2 separate regions of the Homo sapiens genome follow, and region 1 is linked to region 2. The links are chromatin contacts, found by Hi-C or POLR2A ChIA-PET in ENCODE. All regions are on one chromosome and are shown on one strand. The core of a region is the stretch at or near the end of the contact, and the rest is flanking DNA. Distances in the headings are between cores, read along the strand shown. Region 1 overlaps ABLIM1 (actin binding LIM protein 1). Region 2 overlaps CCDC186 (coiled-coil domain containing 186).

Region 1 (4,715 bases), core at 954-3,453, 280 kb after region 2:
AGACTAGAAGGAGAATCCATGAGGAAGGCCCTGTGAACACAAACAAAATGACTAGAGGGAGGGGTAAAAAGCCCAGAGTGAAAACTAATTCATTCTCAAATGATTATTTAAAATAATACTAGTCCTTATTCAACCACCTAAGTGCTCACGTGCTATAATTTGGCAACAGTCTTTTGATGGATATTATTATCTTGTCCATTCTGCAGATGAACAAATTGAGGCTGAAGAGAGGCTAAACGGGCTCCAAGACACACAGACAGTGAGTAACCCCCAAACTGTTCATAAATGCGCCTTGGTGGTAGTGTTGGGGCTCATGGCCACACTGAAGGGCGCTGGCCGGTCTCACACTAAGAACCCATTCTGTGCAGTGTGCCCTGGGAGATTCAGAATGTGGGACACAGTCCTTGCCCTAAGAAAGTCACAGGGAATGGGATGTGGAGGATAACAGCATGGGATCTGAAAAGGGCAGACCTGGAGAATTCTAGCTCTGCTGCTCACTGGCTGAGTGATTGGGCATGTTTGATTAGACTCTGAGCTTTGGTTTCCTACCTGTATAGTGGAGCTACAATTGTCTACTTTGAAAGGCTCTCACGAGCAATATAGTTATGCCAAGCTAGGGTGCCTGGCGCTCAGCACAGAGATCTCACTACAGTTCAACTGAAGAGCAGAAACCCACGCAGCTAGCAGTTCGAGGCAACACTTGCTAAGTACCGACCTTGAGGTTCAACTAGAGGCATGCAAAGAATTACATGCAGATTGGGCTGGGCCCATTAAGACAGGCTCATAGAGAGGGTGTGAACTTGGACTTGTCTTTAATTTGGAACAAATGGAGCCCATGGGAAATTCACATGGGTAACTCCAAAGAGCTGATGGGTAGCTGTTTTTAAAGAGTCAACATTGATCATTACTTCCTTTCCCTGGGGCCAGGTCCTCTCTGCTCCACCACCTCCTTGAAGAGTTGAGCATCGTAAAGAAGAAATACCTTTGATAAAGCTGCCTGGGAGGGAGCAAGCATGGTATGTCCTGGGAACTTGCAGTGGTTTGGCAAGATCTGAAGGCAGGGTACTGGGGGAGAGGCAGCTGAGCAGTGGGTGAGGCGAGATCCTTCCACTCCCAGCAAAGGCAGTGTGAGATTCGCTGACTAAAGTCTAGCAACTGAAGTGAGGCACGGGTCAACTTCCATTGGAGAGGTGGCCACCAGAGCCAAATCCCACAGAGAGTTCATAAGGACTGGAGATGACCCCTAGCTATGGTAATTATGGACCACAGCAGGGATGCTTTCCCACGGGTGGAGGCAGAGATGAGCAGAACACAGACCTTGAGCTGAGGTCTCCCGGCCTGTTTTCCATGGTGGTGAACTAAAGATGCCAACTGTCTTGAAAACAACCTGCATCCCGCTTCCAGGGGAGGGTCATGTGAATGCCAGTGTGACTGGGTCTTGGGTAGTCTCAGCAGACACAGAGCAGAAGGAAGGCTATCGTTGGAGTGGGCCATCTTGGACATAGATCCTTGTACTTTCTGGCAAGCCTAAAATCTTGGCAGTGATGATAACAAGGAAGTTAACATCTACAATTTCTTCATGTAAAGTTTGATCATGCAGGGGATGCCCAAAATTGGAAGGATGCTTTTCTCCTACTGCATTCTAGCTTCTTACTAAAAAGTGGCCCACACTCATAGTGGCTCAGAAGCTTCAAACCTCCTCAAATCCCCAGCTTTGTCGAAATGATGGGACTATCCCTGCTGTGTCACAAACCAAATCAAACACCTATGACACAGCACAGTGTAATGGCTCTACTAAACATTTCTTTCCTTTGGACAGCTTGGTCAATATGGTCTGGGTTATTGGACACACAGTCCTGGAATATCCTGCTGTTATTTGCTGCATTTTTCCACCTGCATGATAAAAATGTATTCCCACAGCCTTGGGTTCATTCTGATTTTGTTTTGATTATTGGAAGTTGCGTTGGTGCTTTTTAAAATGAGATAGACCTTCAAAGGGAGCCAGGGAACGAGAAATGAAACACAGGTATGGAGGCATCTACGAATAAAGCACACAACTTTATTCACGAAGTTGTGAGTATGACAGTGATGCAGAGTATATGACAAAGGAGTGCAGTGAGTGCTGCTGGCAACAGGAGCGGGGAGCAGGTAGGGATCACAGGCACAGCAGCGCGGAGCCGGCAGGGCCACCTCCTCCTCTACACACAAGCATGTGGCACTTAGCGCGCCAACACACACCTGCTCAGTTTCACAGGGAACACGACACAGCTTTTCAAAAGGAATTCTTCTAAACATTTGCTTTCATATTTCCAAAAGGGGAGGGAGGGCAGGAAGAACCACACACCTTCCAACATTTGAAAAAATTCCATAAACCCAACTTAAAATCAAAGAACTCAGAGAGCTTCAATGCGGAGTCATCAGCAACTCGCAGGAACCACACACATGATTGGACAAGTCTGTACATAAAACCCCAAAAGAACATCAGTTTTGTGGACAATGGTTTCCTCTGCTGTAAAGAAACGTATGCATATATGATCAGTAAGCAGCTCACATCTTTCTGAATGTCAAGGTCTACAGGATTGTCTCTGTCCACCTTTGGTCAATGGGTTCAGGAAGTGACTCATGGGAACTGCACTCTTAGGAGAAACACTTTTGGGAATAATTTTATTGAATAACAACCACCACTCAATTACACTAAGCTTCAGAAATTGTTGGATTTGTTTAATTTTGCTGTGTACCTATACATTGTTTAGAAAGTTTCTTTTGGCTTAAACTGACCATTTCCCCCCTTCTTTTTGAGTTTTCCATGATTAAACTTGCCCAAATAAAAACATAACAATCCATATGCAAAGCATATCTGCCACCACCTCCCACTGCTTCCTGGGCCGCAAACAGAAAAATAAACAGTGATTAAAAAAAAATGCCAAAGTGAAGGTTTCTCTTTCTTCTATCACAACATAGTTGGGTAGTTCCCTTAAAGTACATCATTGCTATAAGTTGGTATCACTGCAAATCTCAAGTCCCAAATAATCTCTTTTTCTGGATAGAAAGTTATTCAAAAGGGAGCACAAAAGAGCAAGCTTTGGGGCATACTGACAAACACTTCATTGGTTAGAAGAGAATAATTGTAAAAATCAAATAAAATTGAGGCTGGCATAGGAAGTACAGATTAAATACAGGTTAAATAGCTACCAGAAACACAGAAGAGGTGGTTAATAAAAACTGAGATTGCTTCAGAGGACACAGGAGGGTTGATGAGACAGTCTATTTTCCTTCCACCATCTTCCATGAGAGTCAGGAAAAGGGTTCTGTGAGCACCCAACCTGGAGCGGTCACCTGTCTCTTCCATACACAGGAGGATGCTAAGACCCAGTTAGCTTTAAATGGTTTTTAGAAAGACTTACCTAGTCAAAAGTGGTTAATTTGAACTTTTCAAACTTGCAAAAGCATATACATTTGATATCATCATCTGAGAAGCAATTCTTAGAAAAAAATGTTTGCTTCAATGTCTAAAGAAATCCAGTGAAAGTTTTAGAAACATTGCCAGCTAGACGTCTCCGAGTTAGAGTTGATTGATATACTGGATTGGGATGGAGAGGATGAGAACTGAAAAAGAACTGCTCCAGCCTCTGCCTCAGAAGAGGAAACTCAGCTTGGAGATGACAGAATTGGGTAGCGGAGTAGATGCTAGAGCCCATGACAGATAGAAAACTACCCCCATTTAAAAAAAAACAACAACTCATTAACTCTATCTCTTTGAGGTTTTGGAGAACAGGAAGTTTATGTGAAGTTATTGAACACGTCATATTAAGAACATTTCATAACTAACCCCAAACCAAAATGTAGATGCATAGCTAGCTGTGCAAGTTTCCCAATGCTCTTCCTATCTCCTAATAAGTCACACAGAAAGACTATGTGATAGCCTGGATTTTCTTGAAGAAATTTTAAAAGAACTGATTTTCCTATCATCATTGAGGCCCCTTTTACTTCATGCCATCATTATGCACTTAAGAGTCCCAAGGAAGTCAAATGTTCCCAAATGTAGCCCTTTACATCGGCACCAGGGAAGCCTGCCATATATACAATCCCCTTCCTAGGGTGAACAAGCTCCACCAGTTTGAGTGTGTTAATAACTGGAATTTTCATGTATAGTACAGGGTAGGGTAAAAGCAGACCAATAGCCATCTTGTGTGCTGTGACCAGGATGGACATTTTGAGGACAAGCATGCTGAGCCCAGTTTAACTAAATGTGCAGGCATTCTAGCCCACACATTCAATCTGGCAGTTAGCAGGAACCAGGTTGCCCCACAACCCATCCCTCCAGCTGGAGCCTTTTGCTGGGAAATGGAGTAGGGGGCCCACTCTGCATTATGGTTTCCAATGACCCCTCCCCAGAGCAGAGCACTACTCTGCTTGCAGATAGGAGGCTACTGGTGCTTTCTGGCAATGCATTTCTGCAAGGTGCAGTTTAAATGAACTCATATGGTACTTGATATGGAAAGAAGCTTTTTTTCTTCTCAAGTTGGATGCAGAACTGAGTTTAAAAGATACAAGGAAAGCAGGGTTTCATTAGTGGGAGCTGATTTAGGGTTCAGTTCTTTATCACTGCAATCTTAGGCAGGCCCCTTAACTCCTAGTCTCTATAAAATAAGGAAGGGGGTTGTCCCAGTTTTCAGTCTAATGTCCCCATTCTATGACAGACCCATGTCTTCTTT
Region 2 (4,686 bases), core at 1,489-3,988:
AAATTAAAAAGCAGGTGAATGTGCGTGTGCACATGAACATGGGTAAACACATATGGGAACCTATTTTTAAACAAAACTTACTAGGCTTAGTGACAATAGATGAAAGATAAACAAGTGTTCATTTTACTAATCTTTCATCTTTTCTATATGCTTGAAAATTCTCAAAAAGTTGGGAGGAAAAGTTAGGGGGAAAAAAGGAATGAGACAGATCTATTAATAATTAAATAGATCAGTCTTCCAAAATCTACTTTAATAATATCCACTTCTTAGGGTTGTTGTGAAGATCAAACAAGTTAACACTTGTAAAGTATTTTGAACATGGCTTTGCACACAGCTAAAAGTCAGTACATCAGCTACTATTATTAGCATCATCTACACTCTTCATCATTAAGGAGAAAACATACATAGCAGTGAGTGCAGTACATTGCCATTTGTTTTTTAAAAGCCAGGGGAGGAAAAAAGAAAAAAACACAAGAATCTATGCAACAAATATTTTTGGAAGGATACACAGGAAACTGGCATCAGTGGTTACCTTTAGGAAGGGGGTAAAATGTTTGGAAGAAGACTTTTTCAAATGTTTGAACTGCTACCATGTACACCAACTACTATTTTATTTTAAATATTAAGCTTCGAAGAGTTTTAGGAAGGAAGGAAGGAAAGGGAAGGGAAGGGAAGGGAAGGAAAGGAAAGGGAAGGGAAGGGAAGGGAAGGGAAGGGAAGGGAAGGGAAGGGAAGGGAAGGGAAGGAAAGGGAGGGGAGGGGAGGGAATGCGAAGGAAGGAAGGAAGGAAAGGAGGGAAGGAGGGAGGAAAGAAAAGAATGGAATGGAAGGAAAGGGAGGAAGGGAGGAAGGGACGAAGGAAGGAAGGCAGGAAGGCAGGAAGGAAGGAAGGAAGGAAGGCAGGAAGGCAGGAAGGAAGGAAGGAAGGAAGGAAGGAAGGCAGGAAGGCAGGAAGGCAGGAAGGCAGGCAGGCAGGCAGGAAGGCAGGCAGGCAGGCAGGTTGGCTCACCAGGTGATTCTAATGACTGGCTGGCTATGTTTGGGCCCGCTAAAACCAGTTACTTCTTAAGCTCTTAGGCTCTGTATTTCCCTTCAATTGGTACAAAAGGGTTCAGAACTGATAGCAGGAGAGTTAAACATAACATTTCTAATGCAAGGAGTCAGCATGTTTTAAAGAATCATCCAAATAAAGGCTGAGGATAATCTGTTTCCTAAAGTCCTTCCAGAATGCCATCTACAGTAGCAGCTTCGGGGTAGAAAGGGTGGGATCCATCACATTCAAATAATGAAGGTGTGAGTTAACCCTTTCAGATTCAATTCATTGTGAAGACTAATTGTTAGTCAGATACTGTGCTAGGTTTTGTGGATACAGAAATGAAGATGACAAAGACGTCATCCATAAAGAGTTCAGGCAAGTAATAAAAAAGCACTGCTTAAAATTACCTCTTCTGAGATCATATATACCAACTTAAAAAGATTACCAAGGTATATTAAGTATGGGAAAAAAGGTTACAAAAAAGATGTATAGTATCATTCCAATCAAATGGGGGAAAAAAGTATATGACCATGTACAAATAAACATGTGTGACTTGTACATGTATATGTAGTAAGATACATAATCAAAATACCAATAATTAGCTATGGAACAAGGAATGGGATATAAAAGGATTGTAGGCAGGGGAAGAATATGTACAGATTAAAAAAAAAATTTTTATTCCATACACTTTTTTATTCATCTGTATGTATTTATATATTGCTTTAGAATTTTTAATGACTTACTATTTTTTTTTAGACAGAGTCTTGCTTTGTCACCCAGGCTGGAGTGCAGCAGTGCAATCTCGGCTCACTGCAACCTCCGCCTCCCGGGTTCAAGTGATTCTCCTGCCTCAGCCTCCCAAGTAGCTGGGACTACAGGGATGCGCCACCACGTCTGGCTAAACTTTTCGTATTTTTAGTAGAGATGGGGTTTCACCATGTTAGCCAGGCTGGTCTCAAACTCCTGACCTCAGGCAATCTGCCTGCCTCAGCCTCTGAAAGTGCTGGGATTACAGATGTGAGTCACCACGTCTGGCCTAATGGCTTACTTTTATATAAAAGAATCACCTAGTATTAATACAATAGTGAGGTCCAAAATAGTCTAACAGTGTTAGCTTATTTTAACAAACAAGAGTCACCAGAATATCAAGTTAATAATGACAACGATGTGAGAAATACCTGTTCCATCCGTTGGGCCATCTCTTTGTGTAACTGCTGAACTGCATTTTTAGCTGTAACGTCTTGAGCTATTAGTTGATCTCTGGAAGCTTTAACTTCTTTATTAAGTTCTTCTATTCTTGATTCTAACTGTAAAGAAAATTATTTCCAAATTATTTTTATAGCTATACCAAATACACCACCAATACTGCAAATAAATATAAACAAAGTAAATAAACATAAAGAATACAATGAATATACTTCAGCTATTGAAATAAAAACTTTTAGCAATGTTTCTATATCTCACTGTCATTTAGTAAAAATCTGGAGATTCCATTAAGTTAAGGTATCTGGCAACCCCTAGAACATCCACAAAGGAATAACACAAAGAAATACAGTAGAGTCCCGCCTTATCTGTGGCTTCACTTTCTATGGTTTCAGCAACCTTCAGTCACCCACAGTTCAAAAATATTAAATAAAAACTTCCAGAAATAATTCACAAGTTTTCAATTGCATGCCATTCTGAGTAGTGTGATGAAAACTTGTGTTGTCTCACTATGTCTCACTGAGACTGTGAGTCATCCCTTTGTCCAGCATGTCTGCATTGTACACACTACCTGCCAGTTAGTCGCTTAGTAGCCATCTCAGTTACCAGACTGACTATGGCAGGACGACAGTGCTTGTGTGCAGCAACACTTAGCCCTTAATTAATAAGTGAGTTTACTTATTAGTGGCCCCAGAGTATAAGAATAGTGATGCTGGCAATTCACATGTGCCAAAGAGAGGCTTTAAAGTGCTTATTTTAAGTGAAATGGTGACTTGAAAGAAAAAAATCATATACTGAGGTTGCTAAGATCTACAGTAAGAATGAATCTTCTATCCATGAAACTGTGAAGAAGAAAAAAGAAATTCATGCTAGTTTTGCTGTCACACCTCAAACTTCAAAAGTTATGGCCACACTGCATAAGTACTTTGTTAAGACGGGAAAGGAGCCAGGTAGTGGCTTATGCCTGTAATCCCAGCACTTTGGAAAGCTGAGGAGAGGGAATTGCCTGAGGTCAGGAGTTCAAGACCAGCATGGTCAACACAGCAAGACCCAATCTCTACAAAAAATTTTAAAAATTAGCTGGGCATGGTGGTGCATGCCTATAGTCCCATCTACTCAGGAGGCTGAGGCAGGAAGATTGCTAGAGCCAAGGAGTTTGAGGCTACAGTGAGCTGTGATCCCACCATGGTACGCCAGCCAGAGTGATGAGACCCTGTCTCTGAAAAAAAAAAAAAAGGATGAAAAGGGCATTCACTTGTCAGGGGCAGACATAAACAGAAACATATTCTGATTGATGGCAATCGAGTTCAGTGCTATTGACAATTTCATGCATCTACTTAGGATCTTGGAATAAATTCCCCTCAGATAAGGGGGAACTCTGTACTGTATAGTGAAAATATCATGAAAGAAATTTAAATGTTATATTGGACAACATTCACTTAATGCAAAAGAAGGCAGTGAAGGAGGAATAGGGGAAGAAAAAAGACATGAAACATGGAAAACGAAAGATATGGCAGACATAAATCCCACCATCAATAATATTAAATGAAAGTGGATTTAATAATCCTATCAAAAGGCAGAAACTAACAGACTTAATTAAAGAAACAAGATTCAACTATATGTTGTCTATAGAAGGCATTTTAGGTTCAAAATGCAAGTAAACTGAAAAGAGTGGAAAAAAATATATAATGCAAACAGCAATCATAAGGAAGAGTGGCTATATTTACATAAAAAACAGACTAAAATTAAGAATGTTACCAGAGATAAAGAATAGCTCACAAAAATAAAACAGATCAAGCCATCAGAAAGATCTAACAGATAAATGTATATGCATCTAAGAATGTAGCATCAAAATATATGAGGCAAAAACTAACAGAAATAAAAGGGAAAATAAGTCAACAATAGTTGGAGACTTCACTATCCTACTTTCAATAATAAATAGAATTAGGCAGAAAATTAACACAGAAATAGGAGACTTAAACACTACAAAACAATGGAATCTAATACATCTATACAACACTCCACCCAGGAACAGCAGTGTATACGTTTTCATCTAGTGCACATGGAATATTCCATGACAGAGGATATGCTAGGTTACAAACAAACTTCCATAAATTTAAAAGATTAAAATCATATGAAGCATATTCTCCAACCATAATGGAATGAGACCTCAGTAACAGAAAGAAATATGGGAAATTCACAAATTTGTGAAAATTAAACCACATACTGCTAAAGAAACACAGAAGAAATTGCAAGGGAAATTAGAAAGTACTAGATGACTAATAAAAATGCAAACATAATATACCACAACTCAGGAGACACATCTAAAGGAATGCTTAGAGGAAAATTTATAACTACAAATACCTATATTAAAAAAGAAGAAAGGGGGCCAGGCGGGGTGGCTCAAGCCTGTAATCTCAGCACTTTGGGAGGCAGAGGCAGGAGGC

Evidence for each region. A loop is a pair of places that touch in the nucleus more often than their neighbours do. ChIA-PET counts read pairs that join two places held with the same protein, here RNA polymerase II (POLR2A). Pooled maps may share reads with other maps.
Region 1: a loop to region 2 is called in a map of ascending aorta, with 2.7 times the contacts of the local background. The contact joins two enhancer-like sites. A Hi-C loop is called at or near these places in 1 of 168 maps with a recorded cell type or tissue (ascending aorta) and 2 of 50 pooled maps. POLR2A ChIA-PET finds 5 or more read pairs at or near these places in 2 of 52 experiments (activated T-cell and activated naive CD8-positive, alpha-beta T cell).

Annotation. Positions count from the first base shown.
Region 1 is chr10:114,429,073-114,433,787 of GRCh38, forward strand. ABLIM1 (actin binding LIM protein 1) reads right to left here. Exons shown (of 23, transcript NM_002313.7): 23 at 2,040-4,715. Among named protein-coding and RNA genes, the nearest start is that of AFAP1L2, 27 kb to the left of the region's middle. Within about 2 kb of position 2,204, at least 2 of the 41 ENCODE cell types and tissues checked have a DNase peak (open chromatin) inside an H3K27ac peak, as active enhancers do.
Region 2 is chr10:114,148,878-114,153,563 of GRCh38, forward strand. CCDC186 (coiled-coil domain containing 186) reads right to left here. Exons shown (of 16, transcript NM_018017.4): 4 at 2,215-2,343. Among named protein-coding and RNA genes, the nearest start is that of MIR2110, 23 kb to the right of the region's middle. Within about 2 kb of position 2,739, at least 2 of the 41 ENCODE cell types and tissues checked have a DNase peak (open chromatin) inside an H3K27ac peak, as active enhancers do.